3 separate regions of the Mus musculus genome follow, and all the other regions are linked to region 1. The links are chromatin loops, found by intact Hi-C in ENCODE. Cell type or tissue: left cerebral cortex. All regions are shown on one strand. Links, peaks and the distances in the headings refer to the core of each region. The heading gives the core; the rest is flanking DNA.

Region 1 (8,172 bases), core at 1,119-6,118:
GGACACATGGTAAGAAAAAGTCCATCTAGTAGGGGACTACAGAGAAATGGGCTCGGTTTTTAAGGGTTCTGTTAATGTCACAATTTGAAACGCTCCTGACAATAGTTCAGTAATTGGCATGGTAGCAAGCATGCAGATGTGCAAGGTGCTGTGAGGATTGGTAGCCTGAGTATTCAGTTTTAAACTTAACATGTCTTCTAATCTTTATGACAGCAGAGGTGGTCTGTAATTCAATTGTTTTCATTTGTAGCATAATGAAATGTTACAGAAAGATGACCTTTTCATTAAAATATTTTTAGAAAAAAAAAAAAAAAAAAAAAAGAAGCTCTGAACTTCGGAGCCTCTGCACACTTGTCATGTCAGGGTAAGTTCCTGTCTCTGGGCCTTTGCATGTTCTCTTCTCTTTTCTAGGGGTGATTTGCTCTGATACCTGAATGTCTAAACCTCTCATTTCTGTGTGTTCTTTACTCAAAAATCACATTCTCTGTGTCGGAAACCCTCCAGGCTCATATCATTTTGGATTTCCTTTCCTTGAATATTTTCCCTAGCACAAAATACATGTAGCATTGTGCATTTTTTACTCATCATCATTATTATTTGTATAGATTCCAAGTTACAGTAGGACAGAGATTTTTGCCAGTTCTGTTTGCAACCCTGTACATAGTGCTTAGCATGAAGTAGGAGACCAATACATGTTTAAGGAATACCTAAATAGATAGCAGCTTTCAATAAACACAGCAGAAATGAGCCATGGTGTATAGGCATTGGATCTGAGCCTAGAACTAATGTCAAGGGAGATGAATGGGTTTCCCCCAACATACGTTTTTGAAAAGGCACTAGCAAAATTAGCTCGTATTTACCCAGATCTTTTAAGTTTATAAAAAGTCAACCAGTAGTTCACTGGCATTAGCAAGCTTATATGTAAATGTCCTCATCGAACATTTCCAATCCGCTTCTGCACATCAGAGGGCTTTCGACTCCTTACCTGCCAGAACAGTGATTATGCTTCAAAGACATCTGCTCAGCTCCTCATTGCTGGCTCCTCCTGTGGTGTATACAATCGCGTGCATTGGTACATATTTGTTTACATGGTATGGCATATGGTACTGGTCAGTTCTGGCCATAGACATGTTCTGAAGACTTTTGGTAGCACTAGGCCTTACTATGTGGTTTTTGCCATTGAAAATTAGATTTCTTTTCTAAGAACTGCGTGCTGAACACTCTGACAGGAGGAGTTTTGAACAAAGATGTTCAGATTCTCATCCTGCTGCAAAACTGTGCATTCCAAAGAGACTTAGCTAAGCACTACAGTACTGCCTCTCAAGAAAAGCAAGCTCAGATTTGGATAAATTTGGGGGAACTTGATGCTTGGGATAAAATTGGGAAAATGTCGGGTCTTATGGTAGAATTTATGAAAATACAAAGTAATATGAGTTTCAATATGCTTGAGTATAAGTATTTTCTGGGAAGTGTTACTTTTGCAAAGTTTTTCATTTTGTTTTCAAGTGAAGGAGAGAACCTACGAGCAACACAAATACTCTTATAAAAGGGCAGAGCTTTGCTTCTAGGGCAACAAGACTATTTGATAATTCTGATTATTGATTATCAATCAAATCTCTCCAGCTTTAAACAGAGTTATGGGTTTTGTTAAATAAAAGAGGAACCTGGACTTCCTTGTAAGGCGAGTCTTTATTTGAAAGGGTTATATAAGAGGGGAGGCAGATATTGCAATAGAGAAGATGCTGTGATCGCAGGACTAGGAGGGGTCTCAAGAACTGGAGAGAAGGTATTTCTAAGAGAAGTGAACCAGATACCAAAGCACTGGCTTGGGGATGTGGGATGCAGGAGAGGTGCCTAGGGTAGTAGTGGCAGTAGAGCTGAGCCCGAGTGTGAGTGACAGTCATTTTGTTTGATCAACAGGAAACAGAGATTGAGTTAATCAGCTACCAAGCAAAGACTGGCAATGGAGAGGGTCTGCATGCAGCCTTGCTGGAGCGGAAGTAAACAAGGAACAAAGGTCCTGACAGAAAGTGGCTCCTTACTGCAAGCCCAGGTACAGACCACAGAAAATAACAGGGAGGCTACTTTAATCCTTGTGTCTCCCAAGGCAGAGCTCAGGTAAGATTTGCTCACTTCAAAACCTAGGATGGATTTGGAAACACACCCTGGCCTTTTCATTTACAAAGGGATTAAAATAACAATTTGATGATATTATGGCATTTGAAATTGCTCTTCAGGATTTGTGTGTGTGTGTGTTAATGTAAATTGTTAAAAAACCAAACAGGAACATGGAAGGGAGTCTTTGGAGATAGCACAGTCAGAGATGCTGTTGGCTGCTGGTTTGTATGGTAGCTGACATGCAGGGGCACTACAAACTTAGGAAGGGCAGGAGAAAATCAATCTCTGTACGTTAATCAACAGAAATTAATATTCAGATAGTCTTTCGTAAAAGCAAGCACCCAGTTCACCTTAAGCTATTTGCTTTCCAAAAAAAACCCCGACTATTTACTGAACTTTGAAAAATTTCCTCCAAGTGAAGAACAAAGATAAGACAAGGAAGTTAACAGATACTCAAAGAATTAAGACAAAGCATCAGGTGTTTCATTTTTATATTGTGCTAAAACTAAAAGGACCAGAGAACATGTTCATGATGAATTTAGGTTTTGTTTTGTTTTGATTTGGAAACAAGTAACATTGAAGAGAGTGGCATAGAGAGAGTTGTTGGTTTGATTTCCTCTTTTAGCTGTGTATTTATATTAAAGTCTGATTCCCCTTAAAATATCTTCCCAAATGAAACCATACAATTTTATTAAAATTTCTGAAACTTTTAAATACATCAAAACCAAATAAAAGTGGACTAGGGAGGGGGAACCTTTGGAAGTGTGTGGGCAAATTCATTCCTGAGGGAACATTCCCTGAGGAAAAATAGAAACAATTTGGTCACCCAAATGTTCCTAATGTCACCTTCCTCTTCTCTTAAAGATAAGCCGATGAGACTTAAAAGAGTCAGTGTAGTCATTTTATCTTCTCTACACCAGAAACTCACGACTTATGAAGGAATAAATACTAAGTCACCAATGTTGGCGAAAAGTTGGGTACAGGGTGGAAGTGGTGCTTCTACATCTTTAGCAGGCGAGCTAGAAAACCTGAGGAAAACATGAAGTTCTTAGAAAGTTAACCGGAGAAATTTTTCCTTTGGGCGACCTCAGTGTTCAGGGAAACAATGGCCGTTGTTGGTGGCGCCAGGCTGCCAAGCATCCTGCCTTTCTTTTTCTCTTTTCCCTTTCTGCAGAGTATTGGGGTAAGGATCCTGTTCCCAGCCTCAGCTGCACAACTCAGGTCTTCCCAGGGCACGGGGCAAAGAACGGTTTCCATTGCTATTTCATCGCCAGACAGTAGATGGCGCTGGCTTTCTGTCAAAAGACTCTTCCTGCGCGGTCTCGTGCTGAACCACCTCCGACTTAGGTGCGTTTGCTTTTTATTTGTTTGTAATCACATGTTATAGGCAGCAATTTCACAGACTTATGTAAAATACCCAAACAGAGCTTCCCCAGTTTGGGTAGTTCTGTTGCAGAGGCTTCTTCTTTTTTTTCTTTTTCTCTTTCTGATTTTGATGCCATTGGCTGGGAAAGCTATTTCCCTGTCTTAAAGATTTTCCTTAAATTATGCCATCCTCTGTGAGGCATCGAGAAAGATGCTGCCTTCTGGAAAGGGATTGTAAAGAAAATGCATAAATGACAAATATCTTGTAGCTAAACTTTGGTAGTTTTTTTCAAAGAAACTTTTAAAATTGTATAACCCATTTGATTTTTATGCCTTTAAGTATCTCAATTTCCCTTTAAGCCAGAAGATATCCTTTAATCTTAAAAAAGTGAGCTAAGAATTGGCTTTCTGGAGACAGTTTGCCGTACTCTCTAATACTGTCCCAATAACCCAAAGGGACCATTATACAGCAGACATACACATTTCCATAACAAACAGAACGTATTGCCATCAGAAATGTTTGCCTGCCTTATGTAAAAATGTCAGAGGCAGGGGATGTGGAGATGGCTCAGTCAATCAAGTGCTTGCCGTACCAGCAGGTATGGCAGGAAGGTAGGTTTGATTCCCAGATCCCACGAAGAGGTGGTAAGTGCTGAGGTGTGCATCTGTGATCTCCACTTGGGAGGCAGACACTGGAGGGTAGCTCGGGCTCTCTGGCCTGACAGTCTAGTCAGACAGATAAGCTTCAAGTCCAGTGAGAGATTTGTTTCAAAAATTAAGGTGAAAAGGCAGCAAGATGGTTCAGTGGGTGAAGCACTTGCCACGCACACTTGACAGTCTAAGTTTGTTTTCCAGGTTCCCATGTAAAGGTGGAAAGAGAGAACAACTTCACTATGTTCTTTGACCTCACACACGTGCCATAGCACATGTCCTCCCCCCACCACGGGAATGACTGAGGAAAACATCTGACATTAACTTCTGACTTTCACACTCACATTCATACCCACATGTGCATACACACTTATAGACACAAACACACCATGCACACATACAGTATTACATACACATAAACAAAAATTTTCAATGATGCCCTTCTTGGGAAGTGTTTTTAAGAATTTTCATGAAAACAAATTATGGAGAATTTGAAGAAAAATTATCACTCATAAATACAGATTGTTTTTGCGGCTCCAGTGACTTATGTTTTCCAAATACAATTGCATTTATTTCACTAAATGTAGATTTTAAAATACAAGCTCTCTTTTGTAGAATGGAACAAGGATGGTATTTGACCAAATGTTATTTAAAGCCAACCCCCTAAAGGTATAATTTGGCACAAAGAGAGCTTCATTTATGGTTTCTAAATTCATAATTTACCTCGAAATCATGAATCATACAAGCTTTTCTAAGAAAAGTCTTCTATTTGAAAAACAATCAGCTAATTCTTGGTGCTGTTTTTAAAGAGAATAACCTACATGTATTTGACATATGAGTTAAGTTAAATTTTAATGAGTAATTAGAATTAAAAACACTTAATGGTTGCTGATACAGTTTCTGACCTGGTGGTCTTGAAGAAGGTATAACCTCTGGTGGCATTCACAGCAGGGAGTCAGTCCATGTCTCCATCTCATTCTCCAATTACCTGAATGTCACGGCGCCAGAGCACAGATCCCTCTGACCTGGTGATGGATCTGCGGAGCTGTCAATCCCAGATTTATTGCTTCATTTGGGAATGAACCGTTGCAGATCTTTCACGCCTGGCAGAGGCTGTTCATCGGAGGTAAAATAGAGGCCTACACCTCAAACACCTGTAAGTATGAGGTTGTTCAAGTTCTTTTTATTCTGAATAAGGTTCAAACTTCAAAATGACAACACTAATTTATGTATTTTATCCTAACACTGTATTTTGCTGTCAGGCAACAACCATAGACTTCAAACTTACTGTAGTGAGAAATCGTGTTCATGAGCCAGAATACACAAAGCAGCAGCTACAGTATCCTGCAGCACGTTAGAAGGAGCATCACAAACACACTACCAAATTATTAATTTTGTAGAAGGAAGGCTTTGCAGCAAGTCTTCCTGCAGAACCAGTACAGTACTGCATGCCTTGAACATTGCCCCAACAAGCACACACGGCTGTTGCTCTGTATGTCCAAGACATCGTGACTCTTGCTAATCCATGCTTCAACTGTTTTGTAACTCAGACCTCCATAAGGAAGAACTCAGAACAATTCCTTGGAGCCAGATTCTGTTTTTTTTTTTTTTTTTTTCTACCAAGGAACAAGGCAGAGAAATGCAGTGTTTTACATAATGTTTTCCACTTCTTCTGCTCCTCCTTCTCCATGCTGCTCATAAGCAATCATTCTTAGACAGAGTGGCTTGGCTCAGATGCTCTGTCTCCATTCCCAACCTTCCAGACATATACTATCACCCTTTCTCTAAAATCTCTTCATCTCTGTGTTTTCCATAAAAGTGGTCATTCGAACTCTGTCCTTTCTATTTTTAAGCTATAGATACTAAATTCCTCTTCTAACATGTTTTCTTTTCTATCACTAAAATAAATGCTATGTTTTTTCCATGGAAAAACCTCTCTCTCTCTCTCTCTCTCTCTCTTTCTCTCTCTCTCTCTCTCTTTCTCCATCCATCATCATCTGCCTGTCCATCATCTGTCCATCCATCCATCTGTGTCTGTCTGACTGTCTATGAATGGATGATATAAGCATAGAAGGGTGGCTATGCTATGTGAGTAAGGAGCCAGCGTATGATGGAAGGCAGGCAGAGGAGGACGGACTAGGGCAACAAATATGACAAATGTACTATGTGCATAAACATGCCCAAGTGAGATCTGTGTAGGTGGAAAGTCAGAAAAGTGTTCCCGAGTGTAGGAGCCTGAGCTAGATCCCTAGCATTCATGGAAAGTGTGGTGACATGTGACATGTGCGTGTAACCCCAGAGCTGAGGGGGAGACAGGGGGATCCCAGGGTCTGGAGGGGTGCTGCTGAGAAGCCAGGGGAGCCGAATCAGTAAGTTCTGGATTCAGTGAGAGAGCCTGCCACAAGGAAGAGGTGAAGAGCAGGCAGGAAAGACTTCTGATAGTGACTCGTGGTCTCCTCCACAGGCGCACACTCGTGTATGCACTCACACACAAGACATGTGCATACAGAAAAAAAGTGACATAATGAAACATTCTTTTGCATGCTAACTAAAATGTGAACTAAAGCATTATAAAATAAACAGTAGCAGCAACTACAAAACCCAAGCCAAACTGACTAAATAACAAAAAATGCTCTCTTATATTAGATGTGACAGATCAACTCCAGTCTATCTACAGGTCAGTTTAGCATTGGCTTGTCCAGAACAACAGATTTCAGACCCTATTGGCACAAAGAGTAAATGGATGCTGTTCACAGGTTTTAGAAGCGCAGCCCCAGCCAGGGTGATGCCTATCACAGAGTAGCTTTACTGAGCAGATACCTCTTTGCTCTCCCTGCCTCTTCCCATGGTCATTCAGCTGATTTACTTCTCTTCAAACCATCCTCACCACAGACTCACCTCCAAACTCAATACGTCCTCTGCTTCAATGGCAGATCCCAAATGTCTGTCTTCTCAAAGCAACCACTTGGCCATTTCTCTGTTAGAAACTGTCAGTTCACCTCCTTACCTTCTGAGTACTTTCAGTACTGACCCCTCTGATACACATCCTGTGGCTTTCCTCATGTTCTTGCCTTGACCTCATGGGACCAAATGCTGTGTCTCCAAGAGTTTCAAACTCCCTCAGGTTGAGGAAGGCATTGGTCATCTCGTACCAATCACCTCCCATGTTTGTACTGTCGCCCTTGATGTATTTGGCATCAATCCAGGTTTGAGATCATCGCTACACGCATGAGACTACAGCCCGTGTTCAATTGGCTACTTCCTTCTGTACAGAGAAAGATGTATTTGATTTGAGCATTGCTTCCTCTTCTTGCCTTTTCTTTACTGATGTTGTAATTTATGTGTCAGGAGATGCACTTGTATAAGTGTACACACCAATGCCATTCAGTGTATCTAGTGAGCTGTGTAATGTTTCCTAAAATCTAGATTTAGAATATTTCTTCTCTTCCCCAAAGCATACTTGCACCCGTTTTAATTACTTTTCTATTGGCTGACAGTTAACACATCAACGTTTTAAAGCAGCAAATGCCTTAGAACATCTTCATCCAATATTAGGACTATTTAATTTTCTCTCTCTCTCTCTCTCTCTCTCTCTCTCTCTCTCTCTCTCTCTCTCTCTCCCTTCCCCCTCCCCCCCATGAGGACTATTTAATTTTTTTGAAATGCGGTTTTGTTATGTAGCTAAGGCTGGCCTCAAACTCTTGATTTCCTTGCCTCTAACGGGATTATGGGGGTATGTCATCATACCCAGCCAATAGCATGACTCCTGATGTTGTAGATTGTTGTGTCAACCAATTTTTGATGGATATTTTAATCCCTTATAAATTTCCTCAGAACTCATTAATAGCTAAAGCTACCTTAAAAATTTAATGGTAAAGCTTCTTTATAGAACAATGTTTGTTTCTCATGTAATTGCAGACCCTATGTTTTTGTTGTTGACAAGAAACTTTTCAGTAGGACAAGAACTTCTGTCATCATGAATGACCAAACAGATAACTCCATTCAGTATTTATCACCCTACTAAAACAATACTTTGAT
Region 2 (8,172 bases), core at 2,087-7,086, 300 kb after region 1:
GGCAGTAGCATTTTAGAGCTACTGTTCCTTATCTGGGCAGCATACGGGGTGCAATTCTTGGCAGGATTCTAGCAGCTATTTTTGATTCATTCATTTTATTTTCTCTTCTTTGGGACCTTGATCAGATATTTTTGGGCATGTATTTTACTCAGAGCTCAAGTTAAAGTCCTTTTGTGTCCAATTGAGGATTTTGACTGGCCTAAGATAAGGGGACATACCTAATTCCTGAGAGCAAAATCTATAAAACAAACTGATAAATAGCCCTCTCAGGGATAAGGGAAGTGCAGAGGAGGCAAGATCTGTGGGACTATGCTAGGACCTCACTTTTTTTTTTTATTGGTACCTATTTGGGATACAATAAAAATAGAATGCTGTATTACTGTATTACTGTAATAAGATGAATACAGCTTTTTGCCTTCTGAAAATTAATCACATATGTAAATACTTAACCGGAATCATATTCGAAGTTTAACTATATCTGATTAAGTCTCTAATAATAATTTAATGTTAAGCAGAGACTCATAATCTGAGCAGGATTACAAATACATGTTGGCCTTTCATTCTTTAAAAAAACAGTGAATCCAAATTACTGATCTGTAATTTGCATGTACTACCTCCCCTTTGAGAGTAAGCTCTGAAAAGTTCATTCAGGGTTGTAGCTACCACCATCATCACGCGGTGATGCACATTGTCTTGCCTTGTGCATTGCTCTGATTCCCTCCTCCAGACCCAGTGAGCTGCCTTTGTCCTCTGTGCTGTGGTTGTATAGATTCACCTGTTTCAGAGTAAAATGCACATAATACTGTGTGCAGTCTTGGAGCCTGGCTTCCTGCATTTGCTATTGAGCATTTGAGCTTTACTGACATTGTTTGCGTATTTGTAATTCATTTTTATAAATCGCATTATGTTCTTGTGCAGATGGTTTTGCCTTTTACAAAGGAGTGCACCTGAACTAAGTATAGTGCCTCATGGCTGCAGTCCCAGAATTGTGGAGGCTGATGCAGGAGGATTGCCACAAATTCCATGCGAGTCTGAATAAGCGATTGTTTCAAAACAAATAAATAATGCAACAAAACAAGACAACCCCACCACATATTGGACTCGTTGCTTCTTTCATCTTGGCTATGCTGAATTTGAAAACAATCAGACTCTTCCTCTGGTGGCACTGGGATGATCTCTGAAATCTCCAGTGATAAACCCTGGATGACACTCAAGTCTGGAAGAATCCAAATCAAGAAATTATATATGTAACTATTTTTTCACTATACTGGGGGATAATCCTATTTTGAGAAGGTGGCTGGGATTGAATTCAAAATCAAAATTCTAATGAGACCAGGGATAGATATTTATTCTAAAATAAATGTCTTTTAATAACTTCCAACACTTACTGTTTTCCTGGACAAAAAGAGAAATACCCATGTATAGGTTTGAAGATAGGCATAAAGTGATAGGCATAAATAGGCATAAATAGGTGATTAACTGAATTAAACCTTACTTTTAAGGGGCTGGTGATATGGCTTAGTGGATAAATATGTACAAGCATGGGCAGCGGAGTTCAGATCACGAGAACCCACTTAAAAGCAAGGAGCAACAATGCAAACCTCTAATCCCAGTGCAGGGCTGGAGACATCTCCAGGGCCCACTGGTTAGTCACTGAAGAACAAACTGTGAGCTCTAGGTTTAGTGAGAGACCCTGGGGAAAAATAGAAGGAAATGCAGTTTTTACTGCATGGATGTGCAGGTGCGTACACACACACACACACACACACACATACAAAAAAAGAGAATGCTTTAAAAGTAATCATCTATGAATTTGTTAAGCACTTTCAGGTAAGTACTTTATGCACCTACTAATGCTAATGCTCACAACCGTCCTATAAGGTCCTAGGCAAGGGGAGATTTTGGTCATAGTGTAGTGAAGGAAATCCAAGGACAATGTGTGATCCCAGCATCAGATGTAATTGTCAACAAGAGCCTGAGACTGCCCATTCTGAACCGCATGTGAGGTGATGGGAGGACCAAACTCTGATTGATGCTGTTGAGCATCAGTCAAGATCATCAGAGTTTAATATGTAGGCATGTAGTAGCCAAACTCGTATGAATATTCAGTCTCTTGTTAATTTATAAAGAATTAGGACTTAAAAAGGATGCAATCTCACCACGCTATTAGGTTAAGCTCTCCTACAACAAACCAGAAAAAAATGTATTGTAAATTAGGCCATTTTGGAATCCGTGCAATTTAAATGGTTGAGTTATTTTATGTTAGGAAAGTGACTGCACAATATTCATTAGCTAATTTTCATGATGTTTTGTTGTTGTTGTTGTTGTTTTTTTAACACATTGGGCCAAATTACACTTTCAGAGATGCTGACAGAATTTTAATTAACATAATAGGTCTAAATTCAGTTCTTTCTATGGTTGCTTCATTTTGATTCAGGGAGGTGTTGAGCATTATAATTTTCCTTTTTGTAAGGAAGGAAAGCCAGTTTCTGCAGGCTGAATCATGCGCTCACAACCTGCATGAGAATAAGCCCAACACAGGTGTGAGTTTTACCAACGTGAAGTCTAAGCCCTAACAGAGTGGCCGATGGCAGTAAATTATAGCCCCACCTCTCCCTGTATGAAGTACCTCGGCCCCACTCTCTCCCCTGCCCTTACCTGTCTTTTTGTCATCGCTGTTGTCTTATAGAAGTTTACAAGCCTGGAAAAGACAAATATTCGGGTACATTAAACGAATTTGTAAAACATGTACTTTATGAAATATTGTAAGATACATCACATTGTATTGTGTGTATTTCCATTGCAGGTTGTCCCTCCAAAGCATTGCAGAGGCTGACATTGTCACCAGCCCCCAAGGGAAGAAAGCAATAGCATTCATAAAAAAGGGGTCCCAGTGAACTCAGAGTTTATATGCATATGCTTTCTGCTGAAAGCATTGCAGTAATATGAACAACATGTTTTGACCATCTCCTGTCTGAGCCATTTTCCTGTCTGCCAGCTTCCAGGATCATGTGTGATTGTGTAGCAGCACAAAAACCAAATTCTAAGGTGCCTGCAACATCTTACAGCTATTACCTCTGGTCGTGTGGATTTGTGGTTTAAGAAAAAAAAAATATTAGCAGGAGCAAGGGGACACTCAGTACTTAACATAAGCAGCTGTTAATTATAAAACCACAGTCATTTGTATTTTACTAAAAATGTTGATATGACTCTCAAAGAATTTTAAGAAAGCCATTAAATCCCTTTCATCTCTGCATCTGATTTCTACACTTGCCACTTCCTTCTCCCTAAATAATCCCTACTCTCCCTTTTGAGTCCTATTAAGGATCATAAAAACCAATAAAATATCTTTTTGGAGAAAGCCAAAATGTATTTGAGAGAATTAGGGTTGATTAGGGAGATGCTATACTAGATATTATCGCAAATTAGTTCTGTTAAATATGGAGAGGTTGAGCGTTCTGTACATCTCTCTGCAATAAAATACATGGACACGTGTGTGCTCACACATGAGATCCACTGACACAGAGAGCTGCTGGCACCGATCCTTACATGTTTAATCACAGCCCTGCTGTAACAGAAAGAACAGGTTGGTCAAGGATGGGAGGATTTTCTGTAGAAGCTGGAGACATCAATGCACTGTAAGATATTATTTCTTGTCTTCAAGTCTGTCTTTTATTTTGTTTACACAACAAAGTTATTATGCTAATTATGTAGTAATATGCCGCCCCTGAGGACATTCCACGTTGATAGCATCTACTTTAGGATGCAGATTGGGAGCCAATATGTGATTATTGCTATTTCAAAATGATTTGATCACTGCAACAATTTTTCATTCAGAGGGAGTTCTCTGGCTGTACAGCCTTGGTATGGATTTAACAGCACAGTGCAGAAAAAATAATCAGGAGAGTTTGGGGGATTTTTAAAAATGTTCTTCTCAAAGAATATCAATAAATAATATTTTGGAATAGTGAGTCAAGACTAAGCTGTGTATGTGTGTGTGTTTGTACTCTTTCACATGTGCACGATGGAGTGCGGTTGAAAACTCATGTTAATATGTATACAACCTCACTAGGGGGAGCTCTTGGCTGGCTGTTCAGTAGCCTGACCATTGTCTGTAGGAGACAATTTTTCTTTGTTTGAAAATTTACAAGTCATCAATGAAAATGCCACAAATACAGTAGAAGTTTAGGGGGTGGTCACACCACTGGGTTTCAAATCGGGATTTAGGTGAGGAAGGGAAGTCAGTTTCTTCCGTGCTCCCTTTCCCCAGCCATTCTATAACTGCATCCCATCATTTGACAGGTTTCAGAGCTGCTGCAAGTATCTCTCTTTGCCATAGGGCTTTCTGCAGTCTGCTCCTTCTGGGAGTCTCTCCACTGATACTTGGCAATAACAATGAAGATTTTGCAAAGGCCAGGTACTCAGATCAATTAACTAAGCAATGCTCCAAATGTGATCATAGTACCGAACATTATAGTGTTGCTTTAAAACTGGGAACTTTGTGATTAGAGATGCAGACGATCCAAAGAATTTTGGGGTGGGGTGTTAATCAACCGAAGAAATACAAATATTTGTAAAATTTTCTTAAGACAATTACTTTTGGAAGCAAAGCAAAATATGCCAGCCCTAAGGGAACAGTGTGACTGGCTTGGGCAATTCTCATTTTATTATCCTTACTCTGAAAACTCCAATCTCTCCCTCTCCCTCTCCTTCTCCCCCTCCCCCACCTCTCTCTCTCTCTCTCTCTCTCTCTCTCTCTCTCTCTCTCTCTCTCTCTCTCTCTCTCTCTTGTGTGTGTGTGTGTGTGTGTGTGTATCTTTTTAAATCAGAGGAAAAAGAAATAAAGCCAAGTGCCTCTTTCCCTACCATGTTCCTTTCCTTTTTTCTCTACTCTAATGACATTTGGCAGGCTCGGCTGTGTAATGCTCGACTGGTTTTATTGTTGTCTGTTCCCAGTGGGGAATAGTTGACACTGCTCTCTGTTTTCAATTGATATCCATTTTCAACAATATTGCTTTCTATTAGATTCCTGCACAGTTTGTGCCAAGCAAACTGAATATTTACTGGGCTGACCTCAAACCCTTCAAATCAACAAACACTAGAATAAGCAAAAGTATGCATTTTAAAGATCAAATGTTTCTGAATGCTCTTTACAAAATTATTATTTTTAAATGCACCTTGAACTGCAGATTAAATAATATTATGGTATTGCCTCTGTTAGCCCATTTTATTTATTTACTTTCACATGTTAAGTAATGGTATTAAATGTTAAAACACAGTTGTATATATTACTTAGTGAAGGATAATAACAATTCAATAATTTCGTATTTAGCAGACTCCCCTTTTAAGCAATCAAGCATTTTTGGCCCATTACCTTTTAGTGTACACATAGTTTGTAATATCATATTGCATAGGACAACTGAGTTCGACAAAGCAGAAGATGGACAACCACTCCAAGCTTCTTTAGTGCCGGGAGGTTCTGAGTTAGAATTGGAAAGCAAATCCTTTAACCATTGAAAGCCAAATAGCCACTGAATGACATGAATATTTCTAACATCTTTGCTTCACTGTGCTAACCAAAGTTGTCAGAATCTTAATCATACATGCTACCCATCTATTACAGTGCACCAGGCTATAGGGGACAGGTAGGAAATAGACAGCCTTTAATTTTGGAGAAAATCAAGAAAAGGATTAGAAAAGAAAGGGATTTCATATTTTTGAGAAACACCTCGAAACTATTGTCATTTAGCCAAATATGCCTAGTTTCTCTAAAAAACAAAAAGAAAAACAAAAACCAAAGCTTACTGTTCCACCCTTCGGCTGAAGCGGACTATAATCGGATATGTCTACATAAAAGCCTTTGGTAAGTTAAGGTAGCTATTGGCTATTCAAGCAAATAATCACAGGCAGTGACAACAGAAGTACAGAAAGTGCTAACAAGTATTGTGGTGTCTAAAAGATGCTCCATAGATTTGGCTCCCTGGGACCCATGTAAAGGTAGTGTGCACTTGTAACCCCAGCTCTGGGAGAAAGGAGATTGGAAGACTGTGGGATTTTGCTAGCCAGCCAGTATAATGGAAACAACAAAAGGCAGTTTTAATAAGAAAAACTCTGGCTTCCAAGTAAGGTGAAGAAAAATAGAAGAATCTGAAATGTGCCTCTGACTTTTCCTTAGACTGAGATCTCTCTCTCTCTCTCTCTCTCTCTCTCTCTCTCACACACACACACACACACACACACACACACACACTTGCATGTGTGCTTGCACACACACACATGCGTGCACAGACACATACACAAAACACAAAGGGAGAGAAAAAAGATTATAGTGAAAATACAGTCTTTAATGATGTGCACATGACCATGGCTATGACATTACAGAAGATAACCCATTGGGTGAAGTTTGAATCCAATTCATAAGAAAAAAAGACAATGAACCAAAGGTCCCACTTGCAGAGACTGACTTCTCTTTCCAAGCTTGCATTCTTTCTTTCTTTCTTTGTTTTTTTTTCCTTTTTTTTTAAATTTTATTTTATTTTCGAGGCAGGGTTTCTCTGTGTAGCCCTGACTGTCCTGGAACTCACTCTGTAGACCAGGCTGGCCTTGAACTCAGAATTCTGCCTGCTGCTGCCTCCCAAGTGCTGGGATTAAAGGCTCCAAGCTTCCTTAATTTTTTTCCCTTTCCTAATATTTATTCAGTCTGAACCAACCACCTTCTTTCTCTTGATGCAGAACCTGATGTCTTCTTACCATTTCTTGAGCCCACTGTGCCTGCCAGCACCTTAGAACCAAGCAGTTCCAACAGTGCGTTGTTTACCCTCAATACAGCCCTGTCAACTCCTGCCCTACTGCCTTTCAAAGTGTGTGTGTGTGTGTGTGTGTTGCAGATGACACACAGTAGACTCTAGTGCTCACCAGTCCTTTGGGGGCAACTTTTTCAGAGATTGTGGCTACATAGACATTGTGTGGGCCTGGCAAGCTGTGATCTGCCAATGGCTCTGGGAAAACCCCTTACTCAGCTTCTTTTCTCACCATCTGTGAAACAGTTTTTCTATTTATAAATCAGACATAATTGAAACTGCCCACTGGGCCTTTCCCAGGCATGTTGGGAAGCTTAGAATGAAGCTGCTAACTCCCCTCAGCTCCTTGAAGGAAGAGTGTGAGAACTCTGAGGCCTGGCACACAACACACTGGACACCTTTTCATTTACACCGTCACTTTCATAAATAGAAAATGGCATTCTTTGGCATGGCCACAGAACATAATTAATCAGTGGAATTTCAATCAAACATATATTTTTGTCATGGATTCCAGGAATGCCTGGAAGCTCACAGCCAGTATGGATTGATATATGGTTGAGTGTTCTGGAACAACAAACTTGAGTTCAAGGCCAACCCTGTCACTGACTAGCTGTGTCAACCTTGGCAAATGATATCCCCTCTTTCCACCTCCTCATTTGCAAACCGAATGAACTTTGTGATTGCCTTGCTGGAATAAAAGTAAGGAGGTTGAGGGAGAATTTAGACAGATGTCAAGTACTTCATGAGTATACAGTGGGTTATTGGCTATTGGTGGTTTAAAAACACAGGCTGTGATAACTTTCTTCTTTGGCTACACACACACACACACACACACACACACACACACACACTGCATTATAATAGAAATTGTTTAGTGGAGAACAGACCCCATTCTCCCTATTGTTTCTTTTGTGGCTTTCTTGTAATTCCATTCTGACTGTGTTCCTGTCTGATTGTTGTTCCTATTGGAGGCAGCTACAATATGAGTGTGTCTCTAACATTTTGACCTGAAGATGTATGTACTCTTAAATGAAAGACATTTCATTCCTATGAAAACCGCATGATGCAATCTGAAAGTGTTTTGTAAACCTTGTCCAGAAAACTACAGATAAGATATACTAGAGTACACAATTACTTTCTTAGTGTCTTTCATAACATCTTAATAGTCTCACATCTCTGTCTATATTTCCCAAGTGGCATCAAAATTCAATCATGTTTTACTTGATTTTTCCTTCTGCAAATCTGAATGATTATTAAAGCAGTGAGCATACAAATGACAGAAAGATAGGAGAAATTTCGTTGAGATCTGTTACATTGGAGACTATGATTTAAATTGGATTAGTAAGATAAAAGGTCCATTTTCTCTCTGTGA
Region 3 (8,172 bases), core at 2,087-7,086, 210 kb after region 1:
GTGACCCACCTGACTGGACTTCCATACAACACTCAAGGACAGGGTATTGTTGAGCGCGCGCATCGCACCCTCAAAGCCTATCTAATAAAACAGAAGAGGGGAGTCGAGACTCTACCCCGAGTACCAAGAGTGTCTGTGTCTATGGCACTCTTTACACTCAATTTTTTAAATATTGATGCTCATGGCCATACTGCGGCTGAACGTCATTGTTCAGAGCCAGATAGGCCCAATGAGATGGTTAAATGGAAAAATGTCCTTGATAATAAATGGTATGGCCCGGATCCTATTTTGATAAGATCCAGGGGAGCGGTTTGTGTTTTCCCACAGAATGAAGACAACCCATTTTGGATACCAGAAAGACTCACCCGAAAAATCCAGACTGACCAAGGGAATACTGATGTCCCTCGTCTTGGTGATGTCCAGGGCGTCAATAATAAAGAGAGAGCAGCGTTGGGGGATAATGTCGACATTTCCACTCCCAATGCCGGTGATGTATAATGCTCAAGTATTCCCCTGCTTTTTTACCACTAATTAGGAACTGGGTTTGGCCTTGATTCAGACAGCCTTGGCTCTGTCTGGACAGGTCCAGACGACTGACACCATTAACACTTTGTCAGCCTCAGTGACTACAGTCATAGATAAACAGGCCTCAGCTAATGTCAAGATACAGGGTGGTCTCATGCTGGTTAATCAACTCATAGATCTTGTCCAGAAACAACTAGATGTATTATGGCAAATAGCTCAGCTGGGATGTGAACAAAAGTTTCCGGGATTGTGTGTTACTTCCATTCAGTATGAGAAATTTACTAGGGCAGCTAATTTGTCAAAAAGTCTTTCTCAGTATATGTTACAGAATTGGACGGCTGAATTTGAACAGATCCTTCGGGAATTGAGACTTCAGGTCAACTCCACGCGCTTGGACCTGTCCCTGACCAAAGGATTACCCAATTGGATCTCCTCAGCATTTTCCTTCTTTAAAGAATGGGTGGGATTGATATTATTTGGAGATACACTTTGCTGTGGATTAGTGTTGCTTCTTTGGTTGATCTGTAAGCTTAAGGCCCAAACTAGGAGAGACAAGGTGGTTATTGCCCAGGCGCTTGCAGGACTAGAACATGGTGCTTCCCCTGATTTATGGTTATCTATGCTTAAGCAATAGGTCGCTGGCCACTCAGCTCTTGCACACCACGAGGCTAGTCTCATTGCACGGGATAGAGTGAGTGTGCTTCAGCAGCCCGAGAGAGTTGCACGGCTAAGCACTGCAGTAGAAGGGTTCTGCGGCATATATGAGCCTATTCTAGGGAGACATGTCATCTTTCAAGAAGGTTGAGTGTTCAAGTGTCCTTCCTCCAGGAAAAACAACACGGGACCAGACCAGGACCCCTCTAGGTGATGAGCCTGGAAGGAGGTTATGTGTACGGCTCCTTTACCTGCACACTGGGGATTTGACCTCTATCTCCACTCTCATTAATATAGGTGGCCTATTGCTCTTATTAATAGAAAAGGGGGAACTGTGGGAAGCCGCCCCCACATTCGCCGTTACAAGATGGCGCTGACAGCTGTGTTCTAAGTGGTAAACAAATAATCTGCGCATGTGCCAAGGGTAGTTCTCCACCCCATGTGCTCTGCCTTCCCCGTGACGACAACTCGGCCATGGGCTGCAGCCAATCAGGGAGTGATACGTCCTAGGCGAAGGATAACTCTCCTGAAGAGGGACGGGGTTTCGCTTTTGCTTTTGGGTGGGCTTGCACTCTTGCTCCTGAAGATGTAAGCAATAAAGTTTTGCCGCAGAAGATTCTGGTTTGCTGCGTCTTTCCTGGCCGGTCGCGAACGCGTGTAAGAAGATTCACTGTGGGATGTGTAATGTGTGAGCTGAGAGTTAACATTAGTAGTTATAGATGGAATGAATAACCTGTGCTTACTTAACCAGCTCTTAAAGGAATTAGGACTAGTCAACAGATTGCTGCCAATGAAAACAGTGTACCTTGTGAATTTATTGCTATTCAGTAAACACTGACATTGCAGAAAGATGTGAACTTCTTCATCTACATTTCTGACACAGCTCACTCACATTACCCTAAACCTTGAGACACCTGAGAGAAGGGAACCACCTCATACTGGGTAACTGGCTAGAGGTATTCATGAAACTGATTAAAAAATATTTGGCTTAACTGTGAACACCAATCCATGACCGTCTGCACCAAGGGACTATAAGACAAAGTGCATGGCAGCCAGGGGAGGTGGCCTGGGCTTTTGTGTCTAGTTTTCATTTGTGTTCCATTAGACAGCCATGCCTGACTGAGTCCCCATGTTATTTCTTCAAGGCACCTATCCTAAGTCACATGGATCACTGAGACTCTAAGGATGGCTACCCCACCCTAACATTCATGTTGCTGGTCCCTCTTTTAAACAATGGCATTTAGTGATACCTGACATGGATTATTTCCTAGTAGCTGAGGGCAAAGGGCAGACCTCAAGTCATGGCAAAGTCAAATTCTTTACAACAGAGAAATGAAGCAGATTATTTTTGAGTATAATCTTTAAATACCACAATGGCATTTGAAGTATCTTTTCTCCGTGCCACCTGGCTGGCAATATTGGAGGTAAATCTGTCTGATTCTGAAGTAAAGATGATACAGAGCATTCAAGAGTAGGAAATCTCTCCAGTGCACATGATTTTCTGAGACTCTGAAATTGTTATCAGTATGAGCATCCAGGAACTGGACCAGCTAATGGATGAACCGTTCAGCATTAGTTCCTGCCTTTCTTTTTTATACTTTGACCTCCTAGATTTGTTTCATGGAAGTTTGTGTTTTCATTGAAGTGTCTAGGTACCAATAGTAGAATGACCAAGCAGCACCCATTTCTACTATGCCCAACTAGATTTCTGCCATGTGGCCCCATTCCTGTACTGGCCACAGGTTGATAAGTCTGAGATGGTTAGTACCAAATGGTCAGGAAATGACAGAAATCTTGCCACATTCTCCCACCATAAGAAATTAAATCTGGTATTTTGGTCTTCTTCACTTCTTAGGTTTACTCAAATTAAAAACTGAGCACATGGTCCTTGGCTCTTAAATATTTAAGAACCCAGGAAGGAAAAGGAAATTGATACATATTTTCTTGGGCACTAGAGAAAGCCAAAGAACTGACTTCAGTAATAATTCCTGGTATACAGGATTGGGGAAGGTAGCTACCAGTGTGTCAATATTAATTCATTTTTATATATAATGTTATTCCAAAAATAATAAATAGACTGCAATCTGTTTGCTAGTGAAACAAAGAAGCTAGGAGGAAAATAATACACATTTTGCTTAAGTCAGTGGGTCTTTTTCTAGGGTAGAATTAATTAATGGATGAAGCAGTTGGCATTTTCAATGACTCTGAGGTTGTTACTTATATGGGCAAGAAAGCCAGCATGTGGCTGATGGCAGGCCACAGTGCAGCTGTCAAGAGGTCAGAAGAGGCCCCGAGAGAGGAGATGGAGTGGTGGGTGACTTTAAGAGTAGGCTGAGTATCTATATTTGATCTGGGAGGTAAAAGGATAACACGGTTAAAGCAGTTCATACAGGAATTAATTTCCAGGGCAGCAGGGTACTTGGCAAATTATCTATTTTCCTGAATTGGCAGCTATACCATGAAGAAGATTAACATGTCCCTTAGGATGAACAGTTTATTCTCATGGGTGCTGTATTTACTGAAAAGCAAATCTTACTAAAAACTTGGTTGGAAATATCTTTTCATTCACTATGCTCTCTGTCTGCCTTCCCTTCAATAAAGTAAAAGCCAGGGGTGTCTTCAAATATAGCTAAAGATCATACAGGTAACTACCACAGGCAGAGGCACCTGCTTCCAGGCCTCCTTGTTGGTGTGAAACAGGAAAGTCTGGGTAATGCTGTGATTGATGCTTTCAGAAGATTTAGAAATAGTCAGGGGGATGCAAGGAAATGAAAGAAGAGCAGAGGACATATCCAAGAGAAGATTTGTTCTTAAGAGGTAGAAAGACGTTCTAGGAAGCATGCTGAAGATCCTGTCAACTCCCCAATAGCTGCAATTTACATCCTTATTTTTCTCTCTCTTTTTTTTTTAGTTCCAAATACTCCGCAGGAGCTATGCCTAGCAAGCATCTAAACCAGCATGCCTCTAGGAGTATGTAACACAAATTCTTACAGCAGAGGGTGGACATGCTGGAGGCTGCAAGGCTGTTGTCTTAGTCTATTTCTGTTACTAGAACACAATATGTAAAGTAGAATAACAGAAGTTTAGGGCAGGGTGTGCTGGCACTCACTGAAGTCACCAGATTGAAGAGGGAGGATCACAAGTTCAATGCCAACCTGGGCCTGGGCCTCCCTCCCATCTTACGCCTTCCCTGCATTGATTTAGCTCACAGAAGTTCAAGAGCATACATGTCTGCTCTGCATGCCTGGGTCCTGCTGTACATCACAACTTAGAGGATGGTATAATGGCTAAAGCCATAATATGAGATAAGAGGTTACATAGGAAGACAAGAAGCAAGAAAGACTCCAGACAGCAGAACTCCCGTGATAATAACACACTCTTGTCAGAATGAATTAACTCCTACAATACCTGACTCTAGACATTGAGACAGCATTTGTTGATTCAGAAGAGTCAACACCTATAAACTTCTGTGACTCCACCTCTCAACAGGCCCAAATCTCTCAGCATTGCCTGCTGCAAGCTTTGAGGGAGAGCCATATCATACCAGCCATTGTGTGATTCACTATATCTGGAGTGGGTATCGTCTGTTCACTTGATTATTTCCATTGACATGTTTGGAGTTTATGAAGTTGGATATAAAACATAGACCCTTTTTTTGTTGCTTAAGGGCAAAATGAGCAACTCCTGAGGTGGCAAGGGTGGGCTTAAAAGTATCAAACAGTCACAATGCTTCTAAACATTCCTCGTTGCATAGATTTTCTGCATCTAAAAAGACACTTTTATTGTCCCTAGAAATAATTTTTGGATGTCCACAAGAGACACTCAGTTTTGGTAAAGCCAAGACAAAAAGTTACATGGTGGGAATAAATGATCCCGGTGGGTCCAGTGCAGGCTGGAAACTTGCTTTTCCCTTCAGCAGCATGCCTGTGAGGAGAGAGACCGCATTTATACTGCACAGAGAATGTGTAGGTTTTGATGGGTGAGCTCAGGTTTGGAGTATGAACAGGCTCTAGCAAGTATCCAGTGTAGACTACAGAGGCCTTGGCCAAGCACAAGGCTGCACGCATACATCGCACGTGAGTACTTATGGGAAAATGCAGAGGAGAGGAAAGATAATAAGGAACAGTGTTGAGAGATTTGAAAGCAGATTATTTTCTACGTCGTAACTTTTAAATTACTTACCTTGTAGTTCCGTTGTAGTTTCTTGGCCATACCATTTTAATTTAAAATGAGTTTTATCTTTAGCAGTTCCTTTGGGATTTATATAATCATATAAATATAATTATATAGTATAATTATGTAATTATACTATATACAAATATAAGTATAATTATATAATCCATGCATATACAATTTAACTGATTACATTTATTTTTAGGGAAGTTCTGAATTTGTAGAAAAAATGGCCAGCTGGTTGAGATTCCCATAGCTATCTCCACACAACCCCAGTTTCCCTATTAAATCTTGTATTAACATGGTCTTGCAATTAGTGAAGAGATTGTATTATTACCTAAAGTCCATAGTTTAAATTGAGTTTCACTCTGTGTAGTAGAGTATTAAGAATTTTGGCAAAGGCAGAATTTCATGAATCCATGTATCCACTATTAAAATATCTTCCAGAAGGCTCCATCATCTTGTTTTTCCTACATCTAGCCTACTCAGCCTTTTCCTGGGATTTATTTTTAATTAAATTTAGCACCTAATTGAAGAGTCCATTAAATTTACATATATACATATGATACTTAAATATGTGCATCTATAGCTATATGGACTCCACATACAGAAGTTCCTTCTGGCTGTTTTTAAACTGTTTCCAATAAAATAATGGATTCAAGAATGTTGAACCTTTGTGCCTCTACTGTATGTCTGAGGTATTTTCTTGGACACGACTGCTAGAGTATTATCATCTATCATTAAAACCACCCAGTGCCAAACTTATCACTTTGACACTTTTATGATCCTTAATATGTCCTTGTAAGGATTGATACCATGGCAACCAGTGTTATATATTAGAATCTAGCAGAAACTTCTCTTAATAAATCAGACATAATTGGCATATATGCATTAGGATGAATTCAAAGTTACTCAACTGGAATGATTTTATATCAAGAAGCATTAAGTCATTAAATTTGCTTATCCTGATCTTGCTTCAGTAAGTGTTGGTATACTTGTCCAGCTTAAGACAATAAACTCTTATAGTACTGTGCTTTGAAAAAGTAACTATTTACAGACAGTGCATTGTGAAACAGCATGATGCATTATTTATTGCCTTTGACAGATCTAAACAGTGCTAGGTTTAGTGAGAATTACAGGATGCTCTATCTATCTTTTGGTGTACTGAAGGTTCTAAGCCACTGTGGCTGGTTGGTCATGGTGTTAGTGAGCCCTGCAGAAGGTAACTGTATGGACTGTAATGTATGGCTCAGAACTGTTTAACCTGTTTACCAACTCTTATACATCCTGTTTGCTACCAAATCTGAGGTGGAACCAAGAATTAATTATTTAAATTCTAAACATGGAGAGGGATTCAAGAAAGGCAGGGTCATTAGAAAACTGTCAAGTCTACCTCATGCAGAGCGGTTAGACATGCAGAGTCTCAGGCTCTTACCTGACTGGTAATTTATGATCACGATCCTTAGATGGACAGTGTGTATGGTGCAGAGAGCTGGTTAATTACATATACTCTGAAAGAAAGACACAGCTTTGAATTGTGGTTTCACTCTTGTTAGTGAAGGAATTGGCTGTACCATCCAATTTCAACATGTTAGTTTTTTTGTTTTTTTTAAACATGGAGTCTAGAATGTTGGAAGTGTGCCTGCCCAATGGATGTGAGTTTCTAGTCTAGTGCCCCACATATAGTAGTGATCATGCCTACCTAAAATAGTTGTGAAAGTCACTGTGCGAGAGAACGTAAGTGATAGAGAACTGATTTTCACTGGCAATGTGGAATAGCAGCTGAGTGAAAACTCCATGACTATTTCTATGGATGGATCTTCCATGGCTATCATAAAACATTCAAGATTGGGTGACCTATTTATTAAATATTTTACTCAGTGTGTGGGAGGCTGAAAGTGCCACAGTGACTGGCCACATCTGTTTGACCTCTGACGAGCGTCTTCTGTCTACAACATAACATGGGAAAGGACACCATGACAGGAGCTTGTGCAGGAGCAGAGAGAGATGGATGTGGAGGATAAACCTCAGAGGAGGTCCCAGGATCCCTTATAGCAGCCATTCCCATGAGAACTTCTAGGGTTCCATGCAAAGTAACTCAAAATAAAAGCAAAGATGTTGTACAGACTCGGACTTCAGGAAGTACCTGAGGTAGAAACAGCAGGACCAAACTCTAGCATGACAGGAACAGAATCTATCCTTCTCCATGCAGTTTAGCTTTGGTGTTTGTATTTGCAAAACATCCCTGTGTTCATAAGTTCTACGTTGTTGCCTCCCTAGGTGAGAGTGAGGAAACCAAGCACAAGAGGAAGAAGTCATTCTGTTTAGAATCACAGTTGAGTGTGTTCCCAAGAAGCCTGAAGTTATCTTTTATGCCTTGGATGCTTCACGAAGTCTCACCAAGTGCTATTGTTCATTTCAATGTTATTCATGGCTTACGGCAGCTCCTGCTTAACAGTCAGGTGGCTGCCGTATGTGCAAATAAAATGTTTTAGAGGTCAGCTGACTGAGACTCTAGTAGCAGACAAAACACAATTTTAGGTAATTGTGACTAAGATATCTCTGACTGAGGTATCTACTGTGTTCCAAACAGTAGACTTAATGCTAGAGATAAAAAAGTGATAAAGATGTAGACAGCAGTGTGTGTGTGTGTGTGTGTGTGTGTGTGTGTGCACTTGAGCATGTGAGTATGTGTGAGAAAGAGACAGAAACATTGTGTATGAGAGAGACACACAAAGAGACAAAAGATGGAGATGAGGGAGGACAAAGGGGGAGAGAGAGAAAGAGGAAGGAAGGGAGAGAAGAAAGGAGTTTGGGAAG

Evidence for each region. Hi-C counts contacts between places; a loop is a spot of excess contacts. Peaks named below come from ENCODE experiments on the same cell type or tissue, not always from the same donor. Only the 100,000 strongest peaks of a DNase experiment are listed, where the experiment ranks them.
Region 2: it touches region 1 in a loop (7-fold over the local background); 14 of 42 quality-filtered maps call a loop at or near these places.
Region 3: a loop joins it to region 1, with 2.6 times the contacts of the local background. A loop is called at or near these places in 2 of 42 quality-filtered maps.

Annotation. Positions count from the first base shown.
Region 1 is chr4:12,237,723-12,245,894 of GRCm38, forward strand. It overlaps the pseudogene Gm11847. Among named protein-coding and RNA genes, the nearest start is that of Gm46846, 68 kb to the left of the region's middle. In left cerebral cortex, for the core only: a CTCF peak has its summit at 3,393 (motif pointing right); DNase peaks (open chromatin) are centred at 3,402, 4,116 and 5,500; H3K4me3 peaks cover 306 bases.
Region 2 is chr4:12,534,711-12,542,882 of GRCm38, forward strand. No RefSeq gene overlaps it. Among named protein-coding and RNA genes, the nearest start is that of Gm46846, 360 kb to the left of the region's middle. In left cerebral cortex, for the core only: a CTCF peak has its summit at 4,065; DNase peaks (open chromatin) are centred at 4,103, 4,931 and 7,044.
Region 3 is chr4:12,448,006-12,456,177 of GRCm38, forward strand. No RefSeq gene overlaps it. Among named protein-coding and RNA genes, the nearest start is that of Gm46846, 280 kb to the left of the region's middle. In left cerebral cortex, for the core only: no CTCF peak of the experiment used is centred there; DNase peaks (open chromatin) are centred at 4,280 and 5,201; H3K27ac peaks cover 396 bases.